2 separate regions of the Homo sapiens genome follow, and region 1 is linked to region 2. A link is a loop called in an ENCODE intact Hi-C map of the cell type or tissue named here. Cell type or tissue: heart right ventricle. All regions are shown on one strand. Each heading gives the region's core, and the rest is flanking DNA. Links, peaks and the distances in the headings are about the cores only. Region 1 overlaps TXNRD2 (thioredoxin reductase 2). Region 2 overlaps GNB1L (G protein subunit beta 1 like).

The links. Hi-C counts contacts between places; a loop is a spot of excess contacts. Peaks named below come from ENCODE experiments on the same cell type or tissue, not always from the same donor. Only the 100,000 strongest peaks of a DNase experiment are listed, where the experiment ranks them.
Region 1: it touches region 2 in a loop (5-fold over the local background); 25 of 110 quality-filtered maps call a loop at or near these places.

What each region holds. Positions count from the first base shown.
Region 1 is chr22:19,885,735-19,901,418 of GRCh38, forward strand. TXNRD2 (thioredoxin reductase 2) reads right to left here. Exons shown (of 18, transcript NM_006440.5): 9 at 13,315-13,334; 10 at 12,305-12,396; 11 at 9,673-9,847. It also overlaps the pseudogene RPL8P5. Among named protein-coding and RNA genes, the nearest start is that of RTL10, 39 kb to the left of the region's middle. RefSeq lists enhancers at 4,822-5,330, 5,331-5,839, 5,840-6,347, 6,348-6,856, 10,473-11,111 and silencers at 6,581-6,990, 7,157-7,361. In heart right ventricle, for the core only: no CTCF peak of the experiment used is centred there; no DNase peak of the experiment used is centred there.
Region 2 is chr22:19,832,958-19,848,472 of GRCh38, forward strand. All of the region lies in intron 2 of GNB1L (G protein subunit beta 1 like), which reads right to left. RTL10 (retrotransposon Gag like 10) reads right to left here. Exons shown (of 3, transcript NM_024627.6): 3 at 13,189-15,515. Among named protein-coding and RNA genes, the nearest start is that of GNB1L, 14 kb to the right of the region's middle. RefSeq lists enhancers at 11,052-11,565, 11,566-12,078, 12,079-12,591. In heart right ventricle, for the core only: no CTCF peak of the experiment used is centred there; a DNase peak (open chromatin) is centred at 11,665; H3K27ac peaks cover 1,684 bases.

The sequences.
Region 1 (15,684 bases), core at 3,698-11,697, 49 kb after region 2:
CTGCACCCACACTCTCCTCTGCACGCTTGCCTGGCTGGTCCTGGGAAGCCAAGAGCACTCATCATGTTCCTCATGGTAACTATGGCACTATGGCAACTACAGACCTTGCAGGTGCTGACCAAACCCTGTCCCCAGGTCCCGAAGGAAATAAAGATAAATTTAAAAGTAGTCACAAGAGATAAAAGAGGCATGGAAATAGGTGGCCCATCCAAAGCCAGGACTCTTCCGCACATGCTCTGTGGATCACTCTGGGAAGTCGGTGGGAATGTAATGGAGCCACTAATGTGAAAGGCATGACAGCTGGACAGGCTGGATGGCCAGGGGAGAGTGGGCTGCGCGGCACAGACACGCCTGGCCCTGCAGGGACTCCACAGCCCTTCGGGAATGAACAGCAAAAGAAGAGTGAGTGGCCTGTGGCAGGCAGCAGGCTCAGCCCTGAGGAGGGCAGCCGAGGGCACAGTGGGGTTAGAAGCTGGGCTGGTGGGACGTGGCTGGGAGTGGGTGCAGGGAAGAGGCCAGCTCCACTTGGGTGGGGCCACGTCCCTAGCCGTGGCCAGCCCTGATGGCAGGACACCAGGCCCTGAGCCCCACTATGGGTCTTGCTGAGCAAAGGACTGGGCAGTGGCCAGAGAAGGGCCAGATCTCCCTGCTGGTGCTGGACAGCCAATCAGGCGTCCTAGGCCCTACTGGCTCAGGCCTGGAGCCCTGCAGGAGGTTGGACGACTTGTGCCAAGGTGGGGACCCACTGGGGCCCGAATGCTGTGAGCAGCAGGATGCAGGTGGCTGTGCCCAGTCAGCTCCCCACCATTTCCCTCCTATGCCAGGATAAAGCAGTTGTGCCTGGTCAGCTCCCGACCATTTCCCTCCTATGCCAGGATAAATGTGCACTATTCAGGCCATTTAGGGAAAGAAGGGTGCCTGCACCGGTGTCTTTCGCCCTGCATGTTGTGCTCAGAGCTTTCCCAGCTGTGCCTGTGGCCCACTGCAGGCCTCCCCATGGGGCGGCTCTGTGCTCCCTGCAGCTCCGTCCTCGAAGCCTTGGCTCTGGAGTGCCCAGTGCAGCATTTGCCAAGTGCTGCTGAATGGCCCCTCCTGGGGTAGGACAGGCACTCTCAAGGCTCTGCTTCCTAGACACCACCAGGATGGAGACCTGGGGCACCAGCTTGCCATGTGTCAGTTGAGTTCCTGGGGCAGACCCTCAAAGGAAGGGCGGCCAGCTGAGTGGGGGCTTCTGGGCGCAGGGCAGTCCTTAGACTCTGTTCCTTCCTGGGGCAGGCGGCGCACAGCACTCTCTGTCATGCTGCTTTAATTTGCACTTCTTTGATGACTAGTAAGATGAAGTAATTTTTGGCCACGTGTTTATGAACTGTATTTCCTCTTTTGTAAATTACCAGTTCCTGCCTTTTCTCATCCATTTATAGGCATCTTCACCATGTTCCTTCTTTGTAAGAGCTTATTACGTAATGGATACATGACACTCTGGCATATTTTCTGCAAACGACAAGGGCATTAAAATTCCAGGTACAGCTCTTCAGGCTGTATTCATGAGCAGTCGTGGGCCACGGGATTCGTGGGCAGAGGAAGGGCACCAGCTCTGTGTTCCTTGTGCACATGAAGCAGGAGGGCTCATAGGCCTGCATGCTGTGGACTTAGCTGAGCGGCACAGCTACATCAAGGGCACCTTGAAGGACATGCCCCTGCTGAGATGGTCTCCAGGATCCACACCAGTTTAAGCAGCAGACAGAGCTGTCCATCACCACCAAGGGCCTCCACACGGGCCAATTTCTGTTTGTGTACTGTAGCAAGAGGGCCCAGCTGGACGTCGGCAGCGTCCTCCCTGCAGGCACCACACCTGTACCATCAAGCGCTGCCTGGAGGAGAGGCTGAGACTGGAACTTGTTAGCCTGGGCCTTTGAGAACTACACCGCAGTCACCTCCCCTAGCCCGGAAACCAGGAAGACTTACATGAAGCTGCCCTCCAAGAGGATCATCTCAGCCAACAGAGCTGTGGTCAATGTGGGAGCCAGAGGTGGCCGAACTGACCAGCCATCCTGAAGGCAGGCCATGCCCACTACATATAAGGCAAAGAAGAGCTGCTGACCATGGTGCAGAGTATGGCCGCAAGCCCCAAGGAACGTCCCTTCAGAGATGGCAACCACTGGCACGTTGGCGAACCTGCCACTGCAGAGATGTCTCTGCTGGTAGCAAAGTGGGTCTCATTGCTGCCCACTGGACTTGGTTCAGAATTGGGGCTGATGGGCCCAACAAAGTTTGTCCTTCTGCCAAAAAAATAGTAATTCCAGGTACAAATGGACGTGCTCACTTCCTATGTATATGTGTGGCTGGCCCACAACACTGACACTCAGGAAGCACTGGGCTGAGCATCTCTGCAGCCCGGAGCTGCCTCCAGCCCCAGGCCCAGCAGTGCAGCACCCCTGACGCAGGACAGCCCATCTCCATGTGTGGCCAGTGCTAGGAACAGCCGTGCAGGGCAGCCCTCCTCTGATCACAATGAGAGCCCCACCAGCTGCTGTCAATGGCCCAGGAGATGGAGGGCAGCCACCATGCTTGTCCAGCCAGCCTGGCCCCAAGGAGGGACCAGAGAAGGCTGAAGCCCAAAAACCACCCACACAGTCACCATGGGTCACTCCCATCTATTCTGATGGACACAGGGACACGGGGACGGCCAGCCGCATGCAGTATCATGCGCCTCTCTCATCCATGATGGGAAGAACAGGCATGCCCTCTGATTTCACGCCCGCCTGGGACACATTTTCCCAAGAGAAGAGCAAGGAGGCAGCGCCCCAGGTGAGAGGTAAGTGCCAGCAGGAGTACAGCAGGGTGAGCCAGTGGCTGTGATCCAGACAGAGGCAGCCAGGGCCAAGCACTGCGCCTGAGGACGAGGGTGTGGGAGTGGGAGGCTCCAGGGCCGGTGGGCGATGCGAGGCGGGCACGGCTTCACACACAGGCCCTGTGGGCCACCTGGCGACTGTCTCATGAGGCATGTGGCCCCCAGAGCCAGCCACCCTCACGGGGCCTGGCCTGCCACTTGCCCCAGTGAGGCACCTTGGACCAGGCACAGAGGAGCGTATGCCTTTGGAACTGGACTTAGATTCTTGAAGCTTATTATTTTAAAATATTTATCTTCTTTTTTTTTTTTTTTCTGGAATCGCACCTTCTCAATGAGCCCCGGGCCCCTACCCGCAGCTATGAGCCCACCAGGGGGAAGGGGACGCACCTGCCCTGCTGGCCTCAGGTCCCATCGAGACGCCATGTTAGTTGAATAAATGAGTGAGCCCCTGGGCCTCAATGGGACCTGATTGGCCACTTGCTGTGACTGCCAGCAGCCACCAGGGACCCCTAGGCCGTTCCAGGGATGTCTCATACCCAGGGCGGCTCCTTGGGGGGTGGGGGTGAGCTTCCCCTCAGGCAGCATAAGGGCCTTTCCTACTCAAGCTGCCTATGTGCATTATGATGTGTAAGACCCCACAGTCAGCCTTGGAGTACGGCGCAGCCCCCAGCTCAGGCCCAGAGGACCCCCAGGAAGGAGCGTGCTCTGTGGCGAGTGGTCATTATTGCTTTAACAGTTATTATTAGACCGGGTGCAGTGGCTCACGCCTGTAATCCCAACACTTTGGGAGGCTGAGGCGGGCGGATCATGACGTCAGGAGTTCGAGACCAGCCTGGCTAACACAGTGAAACCCTGTCTCTACTAAAAATACAAAAATTAGCTGGGCGCGGTGGCGGGTGCCTGTAATCCCAGCTACTTGGAAGGCTGAGGCAGGAGAATCGCTTGAATTCGGGAGGTGGAGGTTGCGGTGAGCCAGATCGCGCTCCTGCACTCCAACCTGGGCAACAGAGCTAGACACCGTCTCAAAAACAAACAAAAAACAATTATTATTATTATTATTATTATTAATTATTTGAAAAGAGGTTTCACTCTGTTGCTCAGGCTGGTCTTGAACTCCTGGGCTCAAATGATCCTCCCACCTTGGCATTCCAAAGTGTTGGGATTACAGGCATGAGCCACCTCACCCGGCCCTTTAACAATTGTTAACATAATTGCAATTGTAACAGGTTGGCTGCCCCAGGGCACCTGCAGACATTAGAGGGTGCATGGTAATATGCATAAATGGTGCTGACCTATCTCTAGAAGACTTTTCACCATGTTGTTCTTTTTTTTTTAATTGGTTTCCACTCAGTTCTAATCATTAAGTACTGAATTTGTCATGGTAACAAGACCCAGTTGGACAACCATGTATGCAGGTGCCGGCTGGCCTGTCAGATAGCTGTGGGCTCTGGACATAAGTGTGAACTAGCCCTCAAGCCAAGCGTGGGGCACCAGGCTGGTGGGTAAGCACAGGGCGCTGCCTCCTGCTACTCTGGCCTGGCCTCTGTGAGGTGTTAGCACCACCATGAGCTAGGGCTGAGCCAACAGTGCTGTCTCAGGAGCAGCAGCGCACGCCCGGGGCCACGTGGTGTGGAGGGGAAGGCCGCAGCCACCGCTCATAGGAAGAGCTCCATGAATGTTCATCTTGGCCCCACTTCAAAAAATATCAAACTCACAATGGAGGCAGATTTGGGTCTCTCTTGATGTCATTAATTACAAACTAAATTTGCACTAAAATAAAAAGGTGTTAGACTATCAAAGAGGGGCCTCCGATCCGTGTCACCTGCTCAGGGATGGCCACTCCACCCTGAGAGCATGGAGGCATGTGGATGCCAGGGTCACTGCTGGGCCCATCCCCACCGGGAAGAGCATAGCCACAAACTTGGTTTCACGCAGCTGCAGCAAGGCGCATCCCTGAGAGCAGTCCTGATGGGCCCACCGCAGCCCCCTCGCCCGGGCAGCATCCACACCCACCGCGGCCCCTAAGCCCCAGCTGCACCCACACCAGCACAGAGGGCATCCAGGAGGAGCCGCCCCTTCCCTCTCACCAGGCTTAGGATGCTCCCACCCATCCCCAGCTTGGTTCTTGCTTTCTGCCCTTTCCTGCTGCCTGGCACTCAACAGAGGGACAATCCGCAGGGACTTGTGTAGCTGAGTCTGCGGTGTACGGGAGCCATCAGCCGAGCACAGCTGAGCAAAGACAGTTGCCTGCCGTGTACATGCCAGCAAACAGTGCCTGGGTGGAGAGAGGAGCCCAGGGCTGCAGCCCACCCTGGCAACAGCTCCCCTCCTGGGCACCGCCAGCCCCCATCATCATCTCCTGGGCACCCCAGTCTCTCTGGCTGTGGTCCAGGCACACGTGCCACGTGGGGGAGACTATACAGGGGCAGGCTGTGGGGGTGGCCTCTGTGTGGTGCCAAGAGGAAGCCGGGAAGCCAAGCTCCCATGCTCCATGCATGTTGTGTTTCAGGCTCTGATGCTGGTTTACACACAGGTGGACATCTCTGAGTTATCTAAGATAAAGCCCAAAGAGGAAATAGCTTCAGTGGCTGGGGTAAGATCCAGACGGATTCCTTCCCTGGGTCTCGTCTCACCTGCCATATCACAAGGCCCCAGGCAGACCTGTGGCCACCCTCCCTGGCACTCAGGCACAACAGCTGCCTGGCTGTGGGACCCCCAGGTTTAGCGAGTCCCCTCCTGTGTCTGCTGGCTCTTCTGGCCATGGGCAGGACTCCTGTGGTGCAGGGAGGGATACGCCAGAGCCTTCAGCATCTCACCCTCAAGAGAGGGACAGAGAACCATCCAGAGGGGCTGGGGACGCCAAAGGGGCACATGAAGATCTCAACTTCCAGTTTTTCAGGGCTGCAGTCCAGAGGCAGTCTGTCCCTTCTTTAAAACCAAATCTAAACTTAACTGCACTTAGAAGCCCCTGCACTGGGAGGCGTTTGCTCAGGATGCCCCAGCCTGGCCCTGCTCCCCTAGACAGCCAGGGATTCAGGCCACAACTGGTTAACTCAGCGGGCGAATTCGAGCCCGCAGCAGTGCTGGCTGACTGTCTTCACTCAGCGCTGTAATCGGCACATCTGCAGACAGGAAATCCTCCTCACTGAAGTTCCCAGTCTATTATCTGAGACACCTGGTGTGGGCGGGTGATTCAGAGACAAACAATGAGCGGGGGCCCCCTGCACAGCAATTAACTGCTTTAACTGCTAATATGTTTAATCCACCACGTGGAGATCAAGGCTGCGTCGAGGAAGGGGCTCTGGTCCTCCTCTGCTTCCAGACTGCAGGGCCCACTTCGCAATGCCAATGTCCATGGTCCTCGCCAGCTGCGGCCAGGCGCCAGGCACACGGGCAACGGGCAGGGCCAGCACTCGGCCCCACACGGGAGCTCTGTGCAGCACCTGGGCCCCTTCTGTGTGTGTGTGCACCGGGCACGGAGGCATCCCCCCTTCCTGTCGGAGCCCAGCTTGTGCGGACGTAGTGCACACCCGGTACAGGAAGCAGAGTCGGAGATGTTGGCATTGCCAGCTGTGCCGCCCCTAGGGCGCTTTATTTTAACCTCCCAGAGTGGATCATCCTTTATTGCAAGTAGAAATAAAGCTTGGTTAAAGGCTTATCGTACAAACCAGCAGAAAACGCTCGCAGTTGCTGACCTGGGAAGTGGCTCCTGAATGTTTACAAAACCTGGCTCTGAGCAGCAGCGAAGTCAGCACATGCCCGAGCGGCCCCCAGCAGGCGCGCAGAAGCCGCGCCGCCCTCGGGAAGCAGGGTCAGAGGCCAAGGACTGTGAAAAGCTTCCACCCCCAGCATCAATCATGCCAGGCAGACTGTCTGGGGGATGCTCATTTTGAAAGTACAAAAAAATAAAACAGACTCCTAGCAAGGGAGGATGGGCGTGCAGGCCACGGCAGCTCTGCTGAGTAGGGAGGGGCCTCGCTTGTTGCCTGCCAGGCTGACGCCCCGGCTTTCCGGGGACACAGCCCCCGGCCCATTGGTCTGCTACATCCCTATGGGCTTGGTCGAGGGCTGCCCCTCGGTTCAATGGCAACAGCTCCCTTATGCTGTGGGTGAACGGAGGTGTCAGCAGACAGAGGAGGAGGGCTAGGGCGCGGTGGGAGGGAGAAACTCGCCACCTCCCCTTTAGAGTGGAGTTTATTTGGGAATGACAGTAGGAGGATAAATTTTGAAAGAAAAATAAAGTGGAGTTTAGGATGAGAACCATCAGTACACTCCAGAGTCCAAAATGTTACCTAATCCTTCGTAGTGTTTATCATAATAAACTTACTTAAAATCTACTTTTACAACGTGGCTGAGAACATTGCTCTTGCTGACTGATCACCTCCGGGCCAAGAGCCCTGCGTGCGCTCAGGCATCTCAGGTCCTCCCCGGTCATCACCTCTGCGCTTGTGTCCACTGCACAAAAGTGAAGCCTCAGCCGCTCCAGGCTGGTTTCCTTTCTGATTTCCCATTCCGAGTGACTGCTTCAGAAGTGCATCACCCTATGACACAGCTTGTGCCTCTGGGAGCCCTCCCCCAGGAGACACTGACCCCTGGCCAGCCCCACGCAAGCCCGGTTAGCTGATGGAGGTGGAGGCAGGTGATCTGAGAGGGACCCTGGCTCTGATCTTGGGCTCTCGCAGGGGACAACGGACCAGGCTCAGCACAGAAAGGCCTCGGAGAACTAACAACACTGACTAGGTTGCTCCCGCCTTCAACATGCAAGTTGACAGGGTGATTGGGAAAACTAGGAGCCTAAACTAGACGGCCAGGCACCGAGGTGGGTAGGACATCTGAGCAGGCATGCTGTGTGTGCCGCCACCCACCCTGACGAGGACCCGCAGCCCTCCTTGCGGCGGCCCATCTGCAATGGCCTCCTCTGCAGCAGGCCTGGGACAGAGCAGTGTCTGGGCGATCCCTGTTGGCTCCAGCTGCCCCTTGCCAGTCCCGTCAGACAGCCCCGGCCCAGGCCTGGGCACAGGTATCCCCTGGCTGTGTCCACACTCCCCACACCTGCTCGGCCACTGCCCCATGCAAAACCGGACCTACACCTGACAGAGAGCAAGAAGGTGAGACCAGACTGTGCCCAGCAAGTTGTAGCCAGCCCACGCCTGGCCGGGAAACGCCCAGGCCTCTGCCCAGCACTGGAAGGGTGATGTCTTTGGAAGCCTTCGAAATGTGACTTCTGGAAAGGCCTGCAAAATGCCACTCCTGGCATGTGATGACCTGCCAGGCCCAAAGGGACCCACTGGGAAACACTGAAAGCCACGAGAAGGCTGGACAGAACTTTAAAAACTCTGTGTCATTTTTATGTGCTGAAAACAGGCGGCTTGTGCACACCCATGTTCACAGCAGCATGATCCACAACAGCCAAAAGACGGAAGCAACCTAAGTGTCCACTGACAGATAATGGACACACATACAACTCAGCCTTCAACAGGAAGGAAATGCTGGCACATGCTACACAAATGCTAACTCTAACAAATGCTGCAACATGGATGCACCCTGAAAACATTGTGCTAAGAGAAATGAGCCAGTCACAAAAGGACAAACACTGCATGATTCTACTTACATGAAGTCCCTCGAGGAGTCAGATCCATAGAGACACACAGTGAAGGGTGAGTGCCCGGGCAGCAGGGAGTGAGTGTTTAATGGGGACAGAGCTCAGTTTGGAGATAATGGAAAAGTTCTAGAGATGGATGGTCATGCTGCTTGTACAATATGAACGTACTTAACACCACTGAACTATATACTTTAAAATGCTTAAGATGATGAATTTGATGTTATGTGTATGTCACCATAATTTTTAAAACTTTCAAATCCATATCATTTTTATGTTAAAAACAACAAACTAGCTTGGCTGGGCACAGTAGCTCAAACCTGTAATCCCAGCACTTAGAAGGCTGAGATGGGAAGATTGATTGAGCCTGGGAGGTGGAGGCTGCAGTGAGCTATGATCACACCACCACACTCCTCCTAGGCAACAGAGAGAGACCCTGTTTCACACGCAAAAAAAGAAAAAAACCTAGCTGGAAAGCCTGAAGCAGCAAAACATTTAATATGCTAAAGAAAAAATACATACTGGCCAGGTGCGGTGGCTCACACCTGTAATCTCAGTACTTTGGGAGGCCAAGGCAGGTGGATCACAAGGTCAGGAGATTGAGACCATCCTGGCCTACATGGTGAAACCCCGTCTCTACTAAAAATACAAAAATTAGTCAGGTGTAGTGGTGGGCGCCTGTAGCCCCAGCTACCCAGGAGGCTGAGGCAGGAGAATCGCTTGAACCCGGGAGGCGGAGGTTGCCACTGCACTCCAGCCTGGGCGACAGAGCGAGACTCCATCTCAAAAAAAAAAAAAAAAAGAAAAGAAACATACCAAGACTTAAACCTGGAAGGTGACAAGTAGGATTTATGTGCTGAAACCTTAATAAGCAATTGCTCAAGGGCCAGGGAAGGCGAGGATGATTGCCTAGTTGATCCTCGATGAGGACACCTGGCTGATGCCGTCTCAGTCTCTTCTCTGGTTTTTTCCAGCATGTCCCACGGTGGTGGGGAGACACGCAGAGATGCAAGGTGCTGGGGATGGCAAGATGGGCACAGCCTAGTGTGAGTGCCGCCCCACAGGCCTTCACGGTTGCTCTCGAGGTGCACTGGGGAGCGGCCAACCCGCCTGGCAGCCAGCAGGATGGGGGAGCCCTGGGAGGTGACAGGAAGTGGGGCAAAGATTCTCCATGCACCTCGGGGAGACCAGAGACAGAGCGTGTGGCTCGACGTGCCCTTACCTATGGCCCACAGGACGGTGTCAAAGGTGCCCGTGTCCTCCTTGCCGGTGGTGCTGTCCTCCCAGGTGACCTGCAGCTGGCCATCAGGGAGCCTCCTGACCCGCGAGGGGGCACAGCCCCTCAGGAACCGGGTGCCATGAGATGCCATGTGCTCTATGACCATGGAGGACATTTGCTGCAAAGCACAAGAAGACAGGCCATGAAGACCAGGTGGCCGTGGGAGAGAGGCTCTGGCCCTGCCCTGCTCTCGAAGGCCTCAATGAAGGGCGGAGAGGGGTCTGTGCGGAAGACGGGGTGAGACACCCTGCCCCCTGCTCTACGTCCTCTTGCTCTCTGTGGAGTGTCTAGCCCCTGTCCTGGCTCCAAGTCCTCAACCCTGGGCCCTATGGTCAGGATTCACTCAGCCTGTGGGCTCCTCTCTAGATGCTAATTAACTAAGTCTTCATCAGCCAGATACGGTCACACCTGTAATCCCAACCTTTTGGGAGGCTGAAGTGGGAGAATCCCTCAAGCCCAGGAGTTTGAGGCTGCAATGAACTGTGATCACACCACTGCACTCCAGCCTGGGCGACAGAGTGAGACTCTATCTCTAAAAGAAAAAATAAGCAAGGCCGGGTGCGATGGCTCACACCTGTGATCCCAGCACTTTGAGAAGCTGAGGCGGGCGGATCACGAGGTCAGGAGATAGAGATCATCCTGGCTAACACGGTGAAACACTGTCTCTACTAAAAAACACAAAAAATTAGCCAGGCGTGGTGGCAGGTACCTGTAGTTCCAGCTAACTGGGAGGCTGAGGCAGGAGAATGGCGTGAACCCGGGAGGTGGAGCTTGCAGTGAGCCGAGATTGTGCCACTGCACTCCAGCCTGGGTGACAGAGTGAGACTCTGTCTCAAACCAAAAAAAAAGAAAGAAAAAAAAGAAAAACAACCAAATCCTGGTACATCTACACATTTCTTTAAAAAACAAAAACAAAAAACTTAGTCTTCACTAAAACCAATGGCAGAGAAGCGTGCCTTCCCCCAGGAGCTGTGCCCTGGTCCAACAAGATGGCCCCTGCTCCTGGCCCACCCCTCCACATGTGGCCAACATGCCCCTCTGCCATCCAGGAGCCAGGAGGGTAGGTAGGAGACTCTGCTCCCGCCTAGAAATGTAGGCACAGCAGGCTCAGGTCCAGATCAGGGACAGAGAGAGTCCTGCTTCTCCCTCCCGGCCCAGGAGGCCTGTGCGCCCCAAGTCCAGCTACAGATGGGGGCCCTGTTCCCAGGACAATGGGGACTTGCACGGACCAGCAGTGAAGCTGGCCACAGCTTCTGGTTTCAAGAGGAGAAAAACAGTCACTGCTAACATCCTCTGACACCTGTGCGGGTGTGCCAGCTGGCTCTAGATGGCGTGTGTGGGAGTCTGGCCCGCCGGGCAGGGCTGGCTGTGCTGCAGAGGGGCTGCCGCACAGGCTGTTCATCACTCCTGCACCCCTCCAGAGGCCTGGAGGGCATGGCCATCCCAGGCTCTGAGGGAGAACCATGGAGCCTGTCCAGGACACAGGGTCCCTCGCCCCTCAGCCTGGCTGCCTAGACTGTGCATCCTCCTTGCCTGGGCACGGCCCCCATTCTGCAGGCCCCTTTCCTCCTCCGTCCACTGCCAGCTCACCCTCCCCACATCTGAAGGCTCTGAGGCCTTCCTAGACACTGCGTCCCTACCACAGGGCTCGGTGGGTTTGCACTGAGGGACATGATGGGAGTGTGCCATAGCTTTAGGATGGAACAACACATGGCCACACGGGTGGAGGGACACGTCTCTGAGTCAGCCTGGGGGTGGCACTGGGAGTCTGGAGATGACAGGCCTGGCTCCTCCCACCTCAGGTGACCTCCTCAGGCTCTGTGAGCTGAGGGTCGGCCGAGGACCTGTAGCAGGGCCTGCAGATCTGCACAGCTCACCCTGCAAGGGGCCTCCTTCGTGGCAGTCATGGAGTGTTTGACATCTCCACAATGACAACTCCAGACTTCTATTTTAACAGGAGACTTTCCCTTGAAGAGTTTTTAGCTAAAAAAAGAAAATCTCTATTGCTCCAATCTAGGAGCTCGTCCTGCTGGCCACATGAGTGTGTGTACCCCAGACACAGATGAAGGCCACTGTACACAGCGCACCTGTCCAGAAGCCAAGATCCCACGGGCTGTCTCGGAGCCAGCGCTGCCCTGTGTCCCTCACCCCAGCTCACACATTACAGCTTATTTCACCCCCACTCCCTCAGAGGGGACAGGCAAGGGGAGAGCAGGGAGTTGGGGGTCTCTGAGGTGGGGCTAACACTTCTGCAGCACACACCGGCCTCTTACTAATGGGACGACCCGGAGGGTGACCTGCTCTGCCGGCACAAGGCTGGGCTGAGCCTCCCTTCACTGTGCCTGTGGTCGGCTGGAGGCCTCTGTGCAGCTGTGCGCCCCACTGCCACCCTCCTCCCTCGCTCCGGCCGAGTGTCTGCATATTTCCTGGACAACCTCCTCATCCAATTCAAGGGTTATCTCTAAAGATTCAGGCATCACTCGTGGCCCATGACTGCACTGCACCTGCCTGGGAGGGGGCTGTGGGAGGAAGGCCTCAGAGCCACAGGGGCGGGAGCTGGGGCCTCCAGCACTACCTGGTCGAAGCCGCGGAGGGGGATGCTGCGCATCATGATGGTGGTGTCCAGCCCAATCCCGGTGAGGAAGCCAGCACACTCCAGGGCCACATCTGTGGGGTGCCAGCTAAGGAGCACTGTAGATCCCAATTTTGGAAATGATGGGACAACACCCCAGGGCCCTGTGCCACAGCCCACACCCCACCCATCCATGGCTGGCCCTGGAGGAGGCTCCCAACTCAAGACCCCCACCTCCACATCTCAAGTGCACAGGCTGGGGTTAGCAAGGAGCCGCCAAGCAGCACCCACGGACTAGGCCGGCCTCTGGCCTCTGCTCCCATGTGCTGTCCATCCCGGCTCCAGGGCGAGGCCTGCATCCTGGTGGATTCCAGTTGGGATGGAGAGGAGTGGCTGGTTCAGGGAGGACCTCAGCCACGGGAGATGCCAGGCAGCTGCTTTCTTCCACCTGTGCTCTCAGCCAGCGGCTTGGGGCTTTTTTTTTTTTTTTTTTTTTTGAGATGGAGTCTCATTCTGTTGCCTAGGCTGGAGTGCAGTGGCATGATCTCAGCTCACAGCAACGTCTGCCTCCCAGGTTCAAGCGGTTCCCCTGCCTCAGCCTCCCAAGTAGCTGGGACTACAGGCATGAGCCACCGCGCCCGGCCAGGGACTTTCATCTCCCTCAGATGTCCCCTTGACCCCAGGCCCTCCTGCAGCTCCTCTCCTGACCCTCCCTGTCTAATTGTCCCTTCTGAAGCAATGGGTCCAGGCTGGGGCTGCTCTTGAGGGAGGACAGCCCAGCTGCCTCATGGCCATGTCCAGCTGTCCCAGCTCAGGAAGAGCCTCCAGGAATCCCTGGCCAGAGGTCAGCCTCAAACTGTCCCCAGGCACAGTAGATCCTCCACGCCGAGAGGCCCAGTAAGTGCCGATCTGAGGCAGCAAAGAGCCTGCCGGAAGGGCGGGTGGCAGGGAGGGACTCAAGGGAAGGAGTGTCCAGTTCCCAGGACGGCCACCTGCACGCTTGCAAAGGATACAGCTGGCCCCGACCACCAACCTGTTAGAGAAACAGAGAGAGAGCACATGTAAAGCTGAGGCCCTTATTGACCAAGTGCAGTCAGAGCAGAACCCCGCAGCCTTTGCCCAGGCCCTTGGTCAGCTCGTGGGCTCCAAGGTTACTGTTCAAACAGCTTGCCCCAGGGGACAAAGCCCACTTTCCAAGGCTACACTGTCAAGCATGTTGTGAATCAGCAAATCGCCTGGTGGTGAAGGGCGTGTGTGTCAGTGACAAGTGGTACCTGTCCCCTGGAAGGCACCCGGAGGCATGGAGAAACATCCACCAGAGCAGCACATGGCTTTCCTTCTCTCCCCCCGGGGCCTCCTGGGCTAGGGTGGAAGCTGGGAGATGCTTGGCAGGATGGGGAGGCCACCAGACCGCAAGGGAAGACATCATCTGAGCAAAGCACTCTCAAGACCACAGAAGGCTGGGCCCTTCCATGTGCCAGAGGCACATCCAACCCTATCACAGCTAGGCGCAGGGCCAGGAGGGCCAGCTCCCCAGAGAGGGGACTGAAGGACCCCAGGGACAAGGGAGGCAGCACAGGACACTGCGACCAGCAGTCATTGGAAATATTTGCTCTTGTAGTGAAAACCCTCTATTGTTCAACCCCACACTCCACATGTGTTTTGCATGCACATGTACTCACGCACACTTGTATGTGCACACATGCCACACACCTGCATGCACATACTCTTACACGGGCACAAATGTACACACACACGCACATACTCGCATGGGTACATTCATTCATATATACATATGCACACACTCATGTAGACACATGCATGCACACACATGCAAACGGGCACAGAACCTAACACGAACAAGAACTCCCAGCGGGGCAGCTGCACGTGGGTGGGCTCCCACATTACCCTTCAGTCTTTGAACAAGAGGAGGTGATGTAAGGACGGATAAGCCCAATGTCATTGCTAATCCCAGCAGGTACTAATGATATAATTCCATTTCAAAACACGGTGTATCCCTTGGAATCATTCTGCAGGTGCCCTGCGGGAAGCATCTGGCATGCAGCTTCCTCACTGTGGCTGGGGACAGAACCGCACCACTGTCAGGATTAGGGTGAGCAGACAGAGCTCTGTTGGCCGGCTGAGCACAAGGTGGTTACATGCCTCACTCAGCATGTGAGGACAGCGAAGGGGGACCCTGGGACCCCCAGCCAAGCAGGATTGCAGAGATGCATTCCCAGCCCCGCTCAGGGCCGGCAACACTTGGGAAACAGGCACCACGGTATGCACGCACTTCCACACATGCACACACACATAGGCACCACATACACATCTCTACACGGAAGTGCACTTCCAAAATGGCGAAACCAAACTCTTTTTGGACTTGCTATATGCAGTGAAAGGTACAAGCTTTTGTTTAAGATATGAAGTTATGGCCAGGTGCGGTGGCTCACGCCTGTAATCCCAGCACTTTGGGAGGCCGAAGCAGGCAGATCACGAGGTCAGGAGATCGAGACCATCCTGGCTAACATGGTGAAACCCCATCTCTACTAAAAATACAAAAAATTAGCTGAGCATGGCGATGTGCGCCTGTAGTCCCAGCTGCTGGGGAGGCCGAGACAGGAGAATGGTGTAAACCCAGGAGGTGGAGCTTGCAGTGAGCCAAGATCGTGTCACTGCACTCCAGCCTGGGCAACAGAGCAAGACTCCATCACAAAAAAAAAAAAAAGATATGAAGTTATGAGTTACTGCAAATATAAACAGAACTCTGCTGCTTTGCATATCCTGCCCTAAATGCAAGGGTGTAACTGGGCGAGAGCCCATTGTGTGGTGCCCTTTGCCCCCTGCTCCCAGAGGTGGCTGTGCATGGGCTAGATGCTTCCTGCTGGGCTGTGCAGGCACTGGCAGAGTGAGGCCAATGCATCCCCTCTGTGGGCAGCTGGGCCCCTGCACGTCAGGGCCTTCCTGGCCCTGAAGGCCAACCCTTCTCCAGGAATGGGCCCTGCAGCTGCAGGATGGGGGCCAGGCTGCTCTCCGGGCCTCCTAGCTCATTGCTAGGGATACAGCAACACACCCTCCTGATTTTGCCACAAATGTTTGCTGTCTCTGCCACCGACGTGTACATCCCCACCTCCTACACGATGCTGACCCACCAGGCCTGGATTGGAGCGGGGGCAGGTGACTCTCCAGGCCCTCCCTCGGAGTCCCCCAGTGCCCGGGCCTCCTGTCCTGGCACCCACGGGGCACAGGAGAAGCTCCCGCCTCAAGGGCCACCTTCAAAGTCACAGGTGCCCCCATCCCTCAGCTGCCAGCTCTGAATCAGCAACTGAGGGTACAGCTAGGAGGAGGTGGGTGCAGTGGGCATATTCCCGAGTGGGCATCCT
Region 2 (15,515 bases), core at 7,173-15,172:
AAAGCTCTGAAAATAAAAATGAGATTAAAACCACAGCCCACGGAGGGCGAGATGGAGCTTGTGCAAATCTAACTGGGTTGACTGCCTGCTAGCGCCAAACTCAGCTCTCTCTGGAGGACCTCACACACTATTCAACCCAGGATATGTCTAGGATATCATCCAAAATTATTCAGCATACAAAGAACCCGGAAAATGAGACCAACTCTCAAGGAAAAAGCCAATTTACAGATGCCAACCTTGAGAAGATTCAGATGTTGGAAATATCTGGTAAAAATTTTAAAGCAGCTTTATGATTATGCTGCATGAGGCAAAAATAAACATCCTTGAACTGAATGGAGGGAAAAGACCTCTCAGCAGAGAAATAGAAATTATTTTTTAAAAAACCAAACAAATACGAATTTCAGAACTGAATAATATCTGAAAAAAATCAATAATGGAATGGGAGATGACAGAGTGACATAAAGTGGGCCAGGCGTGGTGGCTTACATCTGTAATCTCTGCACTTTGGGAGGCCAAGACGGAGGATGGCTTGAGGAGTTCAAGGCTGCAGTGAGCTATGATCGTGCCACCGTACTCCAGCCTAGGCAACAGAGCAAGACCCTGTCTCTAAAATAAAATAAAATAGGCCGGACGCGGTAGTTCACACCTGTAATCCCAACACTTTGGGAGGCTGAGGCAGGTGGATCACTTGAGGTCAGGAGTTCGAGACTAGCCTGGCCAACATGGTGAAACCCTGACTCTACTAAAAAAATACAAAAATTAGCCAGGCATGGTGGCGGGCGCCTGTAATCCCAGTTACTTGGGAGGCTGAGGCAGGAGAATTGCTTGAAACTGGGAGGCGGAGGTTGCCGTGAGCCGATATCATACCACGGCACTCCAGCCGGGGCGACAAAGTGAGACTCCGTCTCAAAGAGAAAAACAATAATAATAATAATATAAATATAAATATAAATATAAAATAAAAGATTGAGTAAGTGAAATTATTCAATATAAGATCAGAAAGAAAAAAGATTGAAATAAGTGGTTAGCATAGCAGGGACTTGTGGAATAATAGTAAAAGGTCTAACATTAAGGGCAGTGGAGTCTGAGAAGTAGAAGAGAGAAACAGATTTGGACCCAAAAATTAATTGAATAAATAATGCCTGAAATTTCACAAACTTAGAGAAAGACAAAAGCACATATGTTTAAGAACATGATGAACCATAAACGAACCATAGGATAAATTCAAAGAAAACAATATTGAAACATCATAAACTGCTGAAAAATAATAATGAAACCATGGAGGCCAGAAGGGTGGAACATCTTTGTTAAAGAACTGAAAGAAAACAACTCTATATCTAGCAAAATATTCTTTGGGGATGAAGGCAAAATAAAGATTCCCAGATGAGGGCAAATGAGAATTTCTTGCCTACAGATCTGCACTAAAAGAAATGCTAAAGTTCTTCAGGTTCAAAAGACATGATACCAGAAAGACATGTGGAACTTCAAGAAGGTAGGAGGAGCAATGGTAAAATGCGGTTTTATCACTTCAGTAAACATGTATGATTGTTAAAATTGTATTATCTGTTGAGGTTTTCAATATGGCAGTTATAACATAATGGAGGAGGGTAAGGGACCTATGTGGTTGTAAGCCTTCTATATTTTATTTGAAATGGAAAAATATTAACTCTAAGAAGACTGTGAAGGGTTAATTAAGTATGTACACTGTCATCCCTGCAGCAACCATTAAAAACATAACACAAAGAGATACTGCCAAAGTTCCAACAAAAAATCAAAACAATGTTTTAAAATACCTAAATAATTCAAGAGAGGACAGGAAAGAGGGGATAGAAGAAAAAAAAAGAAGAGAAGAAAAAGAGAAAACAACAAAATAGTAGACCTAAATATAACCATACCAATCACTACAATAAACATAAATGCTCCCAACATGCTAATTATAAGACCCAACTATAAGCTATAAAAAATAAAAAGGTGAAAAAGATATGCTATACAAATAATAAATTGCAGTGGATATATTAATATCAGGCAAAGTAGACCTCAGAGTGAGGAATATTATCACGGACAAGAAGAAGATACAATGATAAATGGCATCGATTCAGAAAGAAGACACAAAAGTTGTAAATACTGAGCTAATAAGAGAACTTCAAAATGCATGAAGAAAAAACTGATGGAACTGAAAGTAGAAATAGATAACTACATAATTATAGGTGGAGACTTAAACTCCTCCTTAGTAACTGACTGAACAAGTGGTCAGGAAGTCATACAGAAGACCTGACTAATACTATCTACCTACTTGACCTAGTTGACATTTATAGAACATGCCGCTCAGTAGAAGAAACACATTCCTCTCAAATGCACATGGAGCACTCATCAAGATAGGCCATATCCTGGGTCATAAAAGAAACCTTAAAAATGTAAAAAAAAAAAAAAACAAACAAACAAACAAAAAAAAAACCTCACGCCTGTAATCCCAGCACTTTGGGAGGTCGAGGCAGGCAGATCACGAGGTCAGGGGTTCAAGACCAGCCTGGCCAGCATGGTGAAACCCCACCTAAAAATACAAAAAATTAGCCAGGCATAGTAGCGCACGCCTGTAGTCCCAGCTATCCAGGAGGCTGAGGCAGAAGAATTGCTTGAACCCAGCTGGCGGAGGTTGCAGTGAGTCAAGATCGCGCCACTGCACTCCAGCCTGGGCGACAGAGCGAGACTCTGTCTCGATAAAAAAAAAAATGTAAAAAAACAAAGTATACAAAGTATGCTCTCTGATCATATGGAATTAAACTGGAAATCAATAACAGCAAGATAATGAAAATCTCCAACTATTTGGAAATTAAACAACACTGTTTTATATAATCAATGGGTTCAAGAGGAAGTCCCAAGGGAAATTAGAAAATATCTAAACTAAATACAAATGAAAACACCACATATCAAAACGTGTAGGATGCAGCTAAAACAGTGCTTAGAGGGAAATTTACAGCATTAAATACTTACATCGACAAGAAGAAAGGTCTCCAAATCAATGACCTGGTTTATGCCTTAAGATAACAGAAAAAGAGGACAAAGTAAGCCCAAAACAAGCACAAGGAAGGAAATAAGATTAGAGCAGAAATAAATATTTTTAAAGAATAGTAAAACAAATGAGAAAATAAAGCAAGAGGTCGGTTCTTTAAAAAGATCAATAAAACTGATAAATCTCTAGCTGAACTGACAACAATAAAAAGAGAAGAGACAAATTATAATAATTAAAGAAGGGTTATCACTACAGACACCAGAAACATTAAAAGGATAAGGAGATACTATGAACAACTCAAATAAATTCAAGCTAAATAAACCTAGCTGAAATGAAAGTTGGAAGACACAGACTATGTGAAGAAAGAGAAGACCTGAATAGTCCTGTATCAATTAAAGGAATCACATTTTTAGTTTAAATCCTTGGGGAAAAAAAAAAATCAAAATTCCAGCCCACATGACTTTACTGGCAAATTCTACCAAACATTTAAAGAAGAAATAACACTATTCTACAAATTATTTTCCCAGAAAACAGAAAAAGAGAGAACATTTCCCAACTAATTTGATGAGGCTAGCACTAACCCAATACCAAAACCAGACAAAGTTAGTAGAAAGAGAAGAAAACCACAAACAAACATATTTCATGAATATAGACATACAAATCCTCAAACAAAATAATATCTTGCTGCTTAAGTCTCAAGTTGGGGAGGGAAAAACAGCAAATCTAATCCAACAGTGTAGAAAAAGAATACACTGGAGCCAACTGGCATTTATCTCAGGAATGCAAAGCTGATTCAATATTCAAAAATCATTCAATGTAAACTCTCATGTTAACACTAAAGAAAAACCACAGGATCATATAAGTTAATATAGAAAAGGCACTGGGCAGAATTCAACATCCATTCATGATTTTTAAAAAAACCCTCAGAAAGCATAATCCATAAGATAAAAAACACAAATTCACCTTCCACAAAATTAGAAACCTTTGCTCTTGAAAAGAGATTTTTTTTTTTTTTTTGAGATGGAGTCTCGCTCTGTTGCCCAGACTGGAGTGCAGTGGCGCGATCTCGGCTCACTGCAAGCTCTGCCTCCTGGGTTCACGCCATTCTCCCACCTCAGCCTCCTGAGTAGCTGGGACTACAGGCGCCCACCACCACACCCGGCTAATTTTTTGTATTTTTAGTAGAGACGGGGTCTCACCGTGTTAGCCAGGATGGTGTTGATCTCCTGACCTCGTGATCCACCCGCCTCGGCCTCCCAAAGTGCTGGGATTACAGGCGTGAGCCACCACGCCCGGCCTGAAAAGAGATTATTAAGAAAATGAAAAGACAATCTATACAGATGGGGAAAAATATTTTCAAATGATGTATATGGCAGATAATTTATATACCAAATATATAATTTTCAAAATCCACAAGGAAAACACACTCACAAAATAAAACCACTAAGAATGGGCAATAGATTTGAACAAACACTTCACCAAAGAAGATATGCAAATGGCAAATAAGGACATGAAAACATACTCAACATCTTTAGTCGCTAGGAAAATGTAAATTAAAACCACAATAAAATGCCATTACCTACTTATCAGAATGGCTAAAACAGAAAAGACTGACCATTCCAGTTGCTGGAAAGCTTATGAAGTAATTGAAACTCTCATACGCTGCTGATGGGATTATAAAATGGTACAACCCCTTGGGAACAAAGTTTGGCTATTTCTTTAAAAACCAGTCACATACTGGAGACAACCCAAATGCCCATCAACAGCAGAAGAAACAGAGCTATATCCACACCTGGATATATCCATCCTTGACAATGACAAAGTAGGAAGTACTGATACATGCTTTAATGTGAATAAATCTCAAAATAATCATGTCAGGTGAAAGAAGCCAGAAAAAGAGAGTAAATTCTGTGATTCTATTTATGCAAAATTCTAGGAGATACAAACTGACCTACAGTGACAGAAAGCAGATTAAAGGGAACCTGGAGAAGAGAGGTGCAGGGAGGAAGAAGGGAGGGGCATGCAGAGACGCAGGAAGATACTTTAGGCACAGTGGGTATGTTGGTTGTCTTGAGCGTGGGGATGGCGTCACAGACGCCGCACTTGTCAAACTGTCCACTTGAAATATGTGCAGTTTATTGCATACGCAATTTAATTGCACAATCTATTTTTGTGCTCATTAAAGGAAATGCAAGAGCAACTAAACAATCCAATTAAAAAGGCATAAAAGATTTGGCCAAACACTCCACCTAAAAAGATGTGCAAATAAGCACAAAAGGCAACTCAACATCATAGCCATTAGGGAAATGCAACTTATGCCCATAATGAAATACCACTACATACCTACTAGAGTGGCTAAAATTCAGAAAAAAACTGTCAAAACCAACAAAACCAAGTGCTGGCAATACTGTGGGGCAACTGGAACCTTGTTGGTGAAATGCAAAATGGTGCCCACACTCTGGAAAAGAGTATGGCAGTTTCTTATTTATTTATTTTTTTATTTTTATTTTTATTTTTTTTTTGAGACAGAGTCTCGCTCTGTTGCCAGGATGGAGTGCAGTGGCACAATCTCAGCTCACTGCAACCTCCGCCTCCCAGGTTCAAGCGATTCTCCTGTCTCAGCCTCCTGGGTAGCTGGATTACAGACGCCTGCCACCGCGCCCGGCTAATTTTTGTAGAGACAGGGTTTCACCATGTTGGCCAGGATGGTCTTGATCTCCTGACCTCATGATCCACCCGCCTTGGCCTCCCAAAGTGCTGGGATTACAGGCATGAACCACTGTGCCCAGCCCAGTTTCTTATAAAATTAAATATGCATTAACATGTTGCCCAACAATTCTACTCCTAGATATGTATTCTAGAGAAGTGAAAACTTATATGCAAACAAAAACCTGTACATGAATGTTTATAGTAGTTATAACTAACCACCCAAAACAGAAATGTGAAAACTATAATCTCCTAAAACAGAAAATAACCCAAATGACCATCTATGGATGAATGGAATACTATTCTGCAACAGAAAGGAACAAACTATTGATAAATGCAACAACGTGGGTGAATCTCCAAAGAACTGAGTAAAAGGCTACACACTATTTATATGGCATCCTGGAAAAGGCAAAAGTATAGGTACAGAGGACAGACCAGTGACTGTCATGGATCAGAAGGAGGGGGAGGGGATCACTGCCAAAGGGCAGCAAAAGGCAGGGTTTTGAGAGAATGAGAAGTTTTCTGTGTCCTGATTGAGGTGGTGTTGACACAGACATGGGTTAGGACTCACTGTAAGCGCACACAATAATAAAGATAATAACAATAATACAGTAGTTCCACCTTATCTAGGGGGGATGATGAATGATGATGATGAAAAGTATCTAGGGATACTTTTCAAGACCCCCAGTGGATGCCTAAAACCATGAATAGTTCTGAACCCTATATACACCATGTTTTTCCCTACAGTGTACATATATACCTACGGGAAAGTTTAATTTAAAAATTAGAGACAGGCACAGTGGTTCATGCCTCTAATCCCAGTACTTTGGGAGGCCAAGGCAGGAGGATCACTGAGCCCAGGAGTTCAAGACCAGCCTGGGCAACACAGGGAGACCCTGTCTCTACAAAAAATAATTAGCTGGGGCAGGGCACAATGGCTCACACCTGTAATCCCAGCACTTTGGGAGGCTGAGGCAAGCGGATCACCTGAGGTCAGGAGTTCAAGACCAGCCTGGCTAACATGGTGAAACTCTGTCTCTACTAAAATTACAAAAATTAGCCCAGGCGTGGTGGCAGGTGCCTGTAATCCCACCTGCTCAGGAGGCTGAGACAGGAGAATCACCTGAACCCAGGAGGTGGAGGTTGCAGTGAGCCAAGATCGTACCACTGCACTCCAGCCTGGGCAACAGAGACTCCGTCTCAATAATAATAATAATAACAATAATAATAATAATAATAATAAGCCAGGTGTGTTGGCACATGTCTGTAGTCCCAGCTACTCAAGAGGTTGAGGTGGTAGGATCACTTGAGCCCGTGGAGTTTGAGACTGCAGTGAGCTATGCTCACACCACTGCACTTCAGCCTAGGCAACACAGCAAGATCTTGCCTCAAAAAAAAAAAAAGTATACTATGATAAAAGTTATGTGAATGTGGTCTCTCTCTTACAATATCCTGTTGTATTGTACTCACCTATTTTCAGACTGCAATTGACCATGGGTAACTGAAACCTCAGCAAAAGTGTAGATGAGAGGGGAGCTAGTGTCGTAATAAAATGCCCATGAGTCCACACTGAGGTAAAGAAATGACTAAATAAACAAATCTCCCAAACAGAAGAATTCCACTTTATGCAGACACTCTACCATCAAGGAGGAGTAGATAACTCCCAACCGTTTAAATATGGGTTATGCAGTGACTCCCTTCCTAAGAGGAGAGTACGGAAAGGAGAGAAAAACAGCCACTTTACAGCAGAAACACCTGACAGATACCACCTCCGCCAGGTGATGACGCTCAGCATCAGCAGGGCTAGGTCATGCTGACCACACGTCCCACTGACATGATAGAAAATCCAGGAATGGGCCAGGTGCATGGCTCACACCTGTAATCCCAGCACTTTGGGAGGTCGAGGCGGGTGGATCACTTGAGGTCAGGAGTTCGAGGCCAGCCTGGCCAACATGGTGAAATGCCGACCCTACTAAAAATACAAAAATTAGCCAGGCATGGTGGCACGTGCCTGTAATCCCAGCTACTGGGGAGGCTGAGGCAGGAGAATCGCTTGAACCCGACAGGCAGAGATTGCAGTGAGCCGAGATCGTGCCATTGCACTCCAGCCTAGGCGAAGAAGCGAAACTCCGTCTCAAAAAAAAAAAAAGAAAGAAAGAAAAAGAAAATCCATCCAGGAATGGCATTCAACCTTTGTGCTTTTCTTCCCAAAACCCTTAAGCTCAGTCTAATCGTGAGAAGAACACAACAAATCCCGGTGGAGGAACATTTTACAAGAGCCTGACCAGTGCTCCTCAAAACTTAAGGTTATCAACAACAAGAAAAGTCTAAGAAGTTGTCCTGGCCAGAGGAGCCTGGGGAGACAGGAGAGCAAACGCAGTGTGGGGTTCTGGATGGGATTCTGCAACAGAAAAGGACATTAGGGCAAATTCAGGAACCCTGGATGAAGCCTGGACTTTGGTCACTAACAATGCATCAATCCTAGTCCATTAGTCATGCGCAGAGCAAGATGCTGACAGGAAAAAGGGCTCAGAAATGCGTCCGTGCACAAGGTTCACACTCAACCACTGCTCTTGGCCACAGTCTCACAGGTTATGTTTCAAATAAAATATATTGTACAAGATTCTTGTGCTATTTTTTCTTGTGTTACAGTTAATGGTATTTAATTTACACTAATGTATTATGAAACTTCAATTCCTGTTTCTGGCTTTGGAGTCAATTTCTATCTCTACTCAAGGTGACTTAAACAGACTTAATGAGCCTGGGCAACATAGCAAGACCCCCATCTCTACAAACAAATAATTTAAAAAAATCGGCCAGTTATGGTGGTGCCCGCCATGATAGTCCCAGCTATGTTGGTGGCTGAAGCAGGAGGAGAGGATCACTTGAGCCCAGGAGGTTAAGGCTGCAGTGAGCTATGATCACACTACTGCACTGCAGCCTAGCCTAAAGAGACCTGCCTCTAAAATAAACAAACAAAACAGACTTAATGTCAACTTTTACACGCTTTTCCCATTCCAAATAATTTACTATCTTATTTTTGCCCTAATATAAATTCATCAACAGTGCCCCCTGGTACAAGCTAGTAGTTATTCGGTTAAGCAAATGAGCTGATGACTTTTATGACCATCGTTACTTCCAGAAGGTGTCCCCAGCCAGCTGGGGACAGAAAGAGCACTGATCTAACCACTGTTGCGCTTCACCAGCCCAGCCCACCTAATTTCTCTATGAAGTAGCACAGCCGTTCTAGCATGAAGATGTTGAATTGGCTGGTCCTCCAGGCCAGCAAGAACATGAAGCCAAGGCCATGAGGCCTGAGGCAGGCACACAGGTGGCTGGTGAATGGGCTCCCTCCCACCTCCTGCTCATCAGGCACCTCCCAGGCTACACCTGGAACCAGAAAGGCACTCCCTGGACAGGCCTGTCCTGAGCAGAGACCTCAGTGTCATCCCCTGCCTTCCTGGTGAGGAAGACAGCAGCAGTAAGGCCCAGAATCTCAGAACTGTCCGCTGCATTGCAGCCTCAGCCAGCGACCCTGATCTCCCAAAAAGCCTCACACACACCACTCCAAGAAGCTGCATCAGACACAGAGCCCTGGGCTATCCCAGTCAGTTCACTGGCACACATCTCAGTGCTGCTGCTTCAAACCAGGAAACTGAGGTCTAGATACACCCTTCCCCATCTCTGAAATGCAGGGAGATCAGCGGGGAGTCAGTGGGGGCAGTCAGAGACTAGCCCCCAACAACCCTTCTCAGTCACTGATGTCTGCCCACCAAGGCCTCGGGGGCCAGGATTGCTTCCATGGCCTTGGCTCTCAGCCCAGGACGGGGGTGGGAGCAGCCTGGTGAGTAATGCCCAGGCCCCCAAGAGGTGGTCCTGCCATAAATAATGCCAAGGACACATCCCCCTTCAAGGGAGGCCAGACCTGCCAGGGAGGGCTGCAGAAAAGCTGCACTCTAGCTGCAAACAGGAAGGGATGAGCCTGCTCAGATGGTGAGGTCCCTATCCTGTTACCTGCCACTCACGGCCACAAAGGACCAGAAACCCTCCCTGGGCAAGGAAAACATGCTGCACCTCCCTGTTTGGACCCACGGCTACCAGGGCCAGCTACTGGAGATACCAGGACTCTGCTAGTGTCACCTGGCCTGGGAAGGACCTAAGCAGCTCAAGCTGGCCACACAGCAGCCACAGCCCTGGCCATGGCCCCCACCTGCCCACTCCCACTGCAGCCAGCTCCCTGTCCTGAGCACGGGAAACAGGTCTACCAGCACTAACTCAAACTTCACAAAGAAACCATTTCTGGAATGGGGCTCCGTTTGGCGATTCGGAGTCAAAGGCGCACTTCATAGCTCCTTTCCAAATCCCGTGCATTGTCAGGCCCTGTTCCCCTTTGAAGCCTCGCTGAGTGATTGAAGCGTCTACTTTCTGAGGGGCAGATAGCACCGGGCTGGTAATCTGACTCTAAGCCACGGGATAAAGGTAGTTTGTTTCCTCTCAGCCCGTCTGTCAACACCTCCTCAGTAATTAGCCCTAATTATTACAGAGGGCCAGCCTCCCATTCGGTTATTAAATCAGAAATAGTATCACGGCTGGGCATCTGTCAACGCCCCGACTGGCGACCTTCGATTCATTGAATCCTCTGTCAGTATCCGCCTTTGGAAGCGCCCAGGCGGGCAGGGAGGCAGCGGCTTCAAAGATGCAGATCCCAGGAAGAATTCCGGTGAGGCAGGGAGGCAGGGAGGGCCGGTGCCCAGCAGCCCGATGGCGAGGGGGAGCCAGGCACCGCCCCCCGGGCAGCAAGTGCACAGCCCAACCCCAGCAATTTCCCACCTCCCAGGGCTGACCGATGTCAGTCTCTCTGTGGCGGGGAATAAGGTATGCCCCCCAAGAACTCCTTCCCTTGGAGAAGAAAGCACCTCCAGGCCTGCATCAGGCATATCCGTCTCAGGGAGTGGCCCTGACTGACAACTTGGCCTGAGGCCCACAAAGCCCTGAACCAGCTCAGTGCAGGGAGGGGAACCCGAGCCCCGGCTGCCCAGAGCACTGGTAAGCTGGCAAATCTGCAAAGCAGAACTCAGATTCCAGCCATAGACACGATTTCCATAGTGGAGATGAGAGTGCTACAGTCCTGTAGGCCCCGACGAAGGACAGCCACCCATCTCCCTTCTGGGTCTGAGTCTGTTCTCCATCCTAGAGAAATGGTCATTTGCTCTGCCACAGGGGCCTTCTGCTCTGGCAAAGCACCTCCACCCTGCTCCCCTAGGGTATAGCTGCCCCCCAGCAAGATTCACTGCCTCAGGCCAGGGGCCGGCACTGACCTCACCTCACCTGGGGCAGTGGCCCAGGTGCCCCAGGGCTGGCCACCAGCACTTCTCCAGAGACTGAGACCCACAGTGCCCCACCCAGGACTCCTGGCCTGCAGTGAGCCAGGTGGGGCCCAGCACGGTGCCTACATGCTGAACCCCACCAGGTCTGTGCCGCCCCCTTCCAGATAGGCCCTGCTGCGTGTGAGGGAGGGTCCCAGAGATCAGTCACTTTTGCTGGGGACACGCCCAAATGGCGTGATTCGTTCCCGAGCAGAGACAAGCAAGTTCCTCTAGACAGCCCACTGCAGCCTGTTCTCCCCCGAGGCACTGCCAGTCCCTGCTGGGTGCTCTGCCAGCACTTTGGGTCCTCGTGGCCACCAACCACCCACCACGCTGGCAGGGGGAGTGGGTCTCATGGAGACAAGGACATGGATTAGTTTTCTTCCTTGGGGATGCCTGGAAGCCTCATGGCTGGGGCATGAGGAGTGACCTGCTGGCCAGCTCCACAGTCAGCAGGGGCGCCAGGCAGGCGCTGAGGCTGCAAGTCAGACTTCTCCTTTGCACTGGGACACGGGCTGCCTCAGCTGAGCCAAGAGGAAATGCCAGCGTGAGGAGCCACCAGGCTGCAGAGGCAGGCAGGATGGGCAGGCGGGGTCTCTCTGTGAGCAGGCATCTCACGCTGTGGCTGGGGATGTCCGTCGCCCCAGGAGCGGGTCCCAGGAGCCTGGCAAGATGGCAGGAAGGAAGCCTGACTTGGACATTGTTAGCCAGCCTGCCCCAGGCACTTACGGGCAGAGGCAGGAACCCAGCCAGCAGAGGGACCGGCCTTTTTGACCCGGGTGAACACACGGAAAAGCTCACTGCTTTACAGGAAGCGTGACATCCCCGTGCACCAGTTCAGCCTCTGCTCAGAGGCCTGGTTCATGTAGGCCAGCTGCCGATCCCATCAGGGAGAGACAACACTCACAGAGGGTGCAGGATGGGGACCAATCCCCTGGGGCTGGTGCCCCTGGCCTCGGGGATGGGGATGTGCCCTGGAAACTTGGTCGGAGCTGGAGGAGGGGTCCCTAAGCAAGCTGGGGCTGACACTTTCTGACAGGGACTTGCCTGTGTGGCTCCTCCTGTGGCGGAGGCAACCTTGGGTGGAAAGGGGAGGTCCCCTATCACACACAGGTGGTGGTGTGGCCAGGTGTATGTCTCATCAACTCCCGACCACCCAGCTGCATGCAGTCAGCTGTGCACATGCTTACATATGCATGCCAGCAATGTGCTTGCCCACATCCACAGACATGCGAATGAGGACAGAGGCCAGCCTCCCACTCGCTCTGCCCTGTGGGTGCTGCAGGTGGACCCCTCACTGAGGGCCCCCCCTATGCACAGCCTGTGAATAAAGAGCCCTGGCTCCACAACCCACAAACACTCCCCAGTCCCCTGCAGTGCTCAGACACAGAGGTGAGGTGGGCAGCGCAGGCACAGCAGGGGGCAGGGGAGTCAGATGTCCTGTGCACCCAGCTGGCAGCCCCACCAATGGGGACACAGAAGAATGTGGCAAGTGCATGAGCACCCATCATCCACAGGCCCCAGCCCTGTGCTGGGGGTGGTTCCTGAGGCCAGGAGGAAAGGAGCCGGCCAATGAGAACACCCCACAGGCCTGGGCTCTTCCTTGGCCAGCCCCTACCCACCGTGTCCCTGTAATAGAGATGATGTAGCCCAAAGAAAAACTAAGGGAGCAACGGGCCCTGCTGTCCTGGAGAGCAGGCTTGGCCAGGCTGTCCAGCGACAAGGCACCCCCGAGGCCTGCACCAGGAGAGTGTGAACACTGCTGGGGCTGGGCAAGGGCCATGACACCATCCTCGCTGCCTCTGCATTTGTGATCCAATGTGTTTTAAAACTTGCAAAGACAACTTGAAAAATGGGGACATGGATGGTTTCCCTATGACATAAGCAAGACTTAAAAGCTAGAATAACTAGTAAGGGACAGATCAGACCAGAGAGCAGGCGGGTAGGCCAGGCATGGCTCACGGGTGGCTGCAGCCAGACTGTGAGTTGCTGCAGCCAGCAGCTGATGCTGAGGTAGGCCCTATGGAAAAAGGTGAAATGGGATCCCCTGTTGGTCAGGACATAATAGGTTATGCTGTGGAAAACACAAGCCCCAAACTCAGTGGCTTCGCACATCAAAAATTTATTTCTTGCTCATATTACATGTGCATCGCGGTCGGCAGAGGGGCTCTGCTCATCACAGGCTATCAAGGATGACAGCAGACCCCTCCCTTCTGCCGCAGTTACACTTACAGGTGGACTCAAGGTTGAATGTCAAAGGCAGAAAGTTACAACCTGGGAATACAGGATAATGCCTTTGTACCCCCCAGGTAGGGAAAGATTTCTTAAGTGAGAAACAGCATCCCATACAGCACAACTGGGCACTGCCTACTCAACAGCCAAGGCTTGGCCATCCCCACTCCTCAGTATGGGCCCCAGAACCCAGGGCCTGGGGGACTCTGCACACAGGCATGTGGAGACCACAGAAGCCTGCCCAATATAGCGCTGCCAGGAACAGCAAAGACAAAACCAGAGAAGCCTATCGCGGGCACCGCTGTGGGCAGAACTATGTCCCTTCAATATTTTTATGTTCAAGTCCTAACCCCTAGTACTTACATTTGAAGACAGGGTCTTTAAAGAGGTAATTCAGGGTTAAATGAGGTCATGAGGGTGGGCCCTGATCCAATAGACTAGTGAGCTTATGAGAGATTAGGACACAGACACAGACAGGGACACGGCAAGAAGATGGCTATCTGCAGGCCAAGGAGCGAGGCCTCAGGAGAAACCAACCCTGCCCACACCTTGATCTCAGGCTTCTAGCTCCAGAATCATGAGGAAATGTCTGTTGTTTAAGTCCCCTAGCCTGCGGTCCTTTGTCAGGCAGCCCCAGCAGACAAACAGGTATGTTGCCCTGGGATGGATGCAGGCCCCTCCCATCCTCCCATCCTCAGCAGCACCAACCAGCCCCACGCTGGGTGGCTGCTTGTACTTCTCCATACTGAGCACCCCAGCCCATAGGATGATCAGCTGCTGCCGTCCTATGGAACTCAGGTGTGGCTCTGTGGCTTCCTTTGGCCACAGAAATGGAAGTGGGGTGACACACATTACTTGTGGCCTGCTGTGGCCTTTCCCCTGCCTCAGTGAGCATGGAGAAATATGTCCAGGTAGGCTGTCGTCAGCACAGGTCTGACAGGCCCCAGCCACGGTGGCCCACAGGTGCAAGCAAGAAATAAGCAGTGCCAACTGTAGCCGCTGCGCTGTTGGAGATCTTTGTTACTGCAGCACAATCTGGCTCATGCTGACTGATCCTGCAGGGTAACAGCTTTATTTGCCTTGCTCCTTTATTGCTGGATCTTTGGGCTTTTCCAGTTCTGCTGTTCAAAAAACAGTGACACCCATGAGGTGGGTGTTAGAGGGCCCAGACCCCAGCCAAGGCACTGCATGGGCATCATTCTCATTCAACCCTTCTAACCACCCCATGAGGAAAAACTCTGGTCACAGCTCAAAAAGGTCAGGTAAGGACCCTCAGCTCATGCGGGGAGGGGAGGAGGCAAGGCCAACCTCCAGTCCCTGCTCTAAACCCCCATGTAGTGGTACCGAACCATGACCACCCCTGGCAAGAGCCTTCATGCACCTAGCAAGTAGTCACAGCATGCATGTGCCTAGAATTGTTACGTGGTCAAATTATATTATTGTGTATTCCCACCAACAGTATGAGAAGGTCCACTTCTCCATACCTCCACAACTCTGGGCATCTAAAACTTTTAAAATCCTGGAATCATAGGCAAAAAAAAAAAAAAAAAAAAATTCACCCATATTTTCCTCTAGTACTTTCATAATTGTAACATTGAAATCTTTAATCTGGAATATGTACTGGCATAAAGAGTGAGGCACATACATGGCTTTACTATTTTCCAGAGGGCCAACTGCTTTTACTGAATAATCCATTTTACTCGTTAATTGGAAACACCTCTAGCCTGTACTAAATTTCCATATTTATTTGGCCCGTTTCAAAGTCCTCTATTCTCTGCTCATCTGTCCACATCTAAGTGCTTTAACTATTGTGGCTTTATAAAATATTCCAATATCCCATAGGACCTTATCCTTAGTACTTCCTATTTTAAAGTTTTCCTTGCAGACAGGTACTTTAAATACCATCTCACAGCACCCATCATGTCCTATCTTCAGGAAATAAAATCTCTGGGTATTTCCAAGGGAAGTGAAGGACTGACACCATGATTAGAAAGCAGAGCCAGCACCATGGCCCGTCCCTGAGCATGTCCAGCAAACCCTGCCAGGCTCTGCAGCTCCTGAGCACCCTGCCTTCGGGTCTGCCAGTGTGTGGGGGCCAGAAGAGAAAAACAACCCAGGGGGAATGCCTCCTTCCCCCAGCAGGAAAGCAGCTTGGTCATCATCTGTCTGAAAGCAGGTGCTGCAGCAGCTGGCAACAAAGC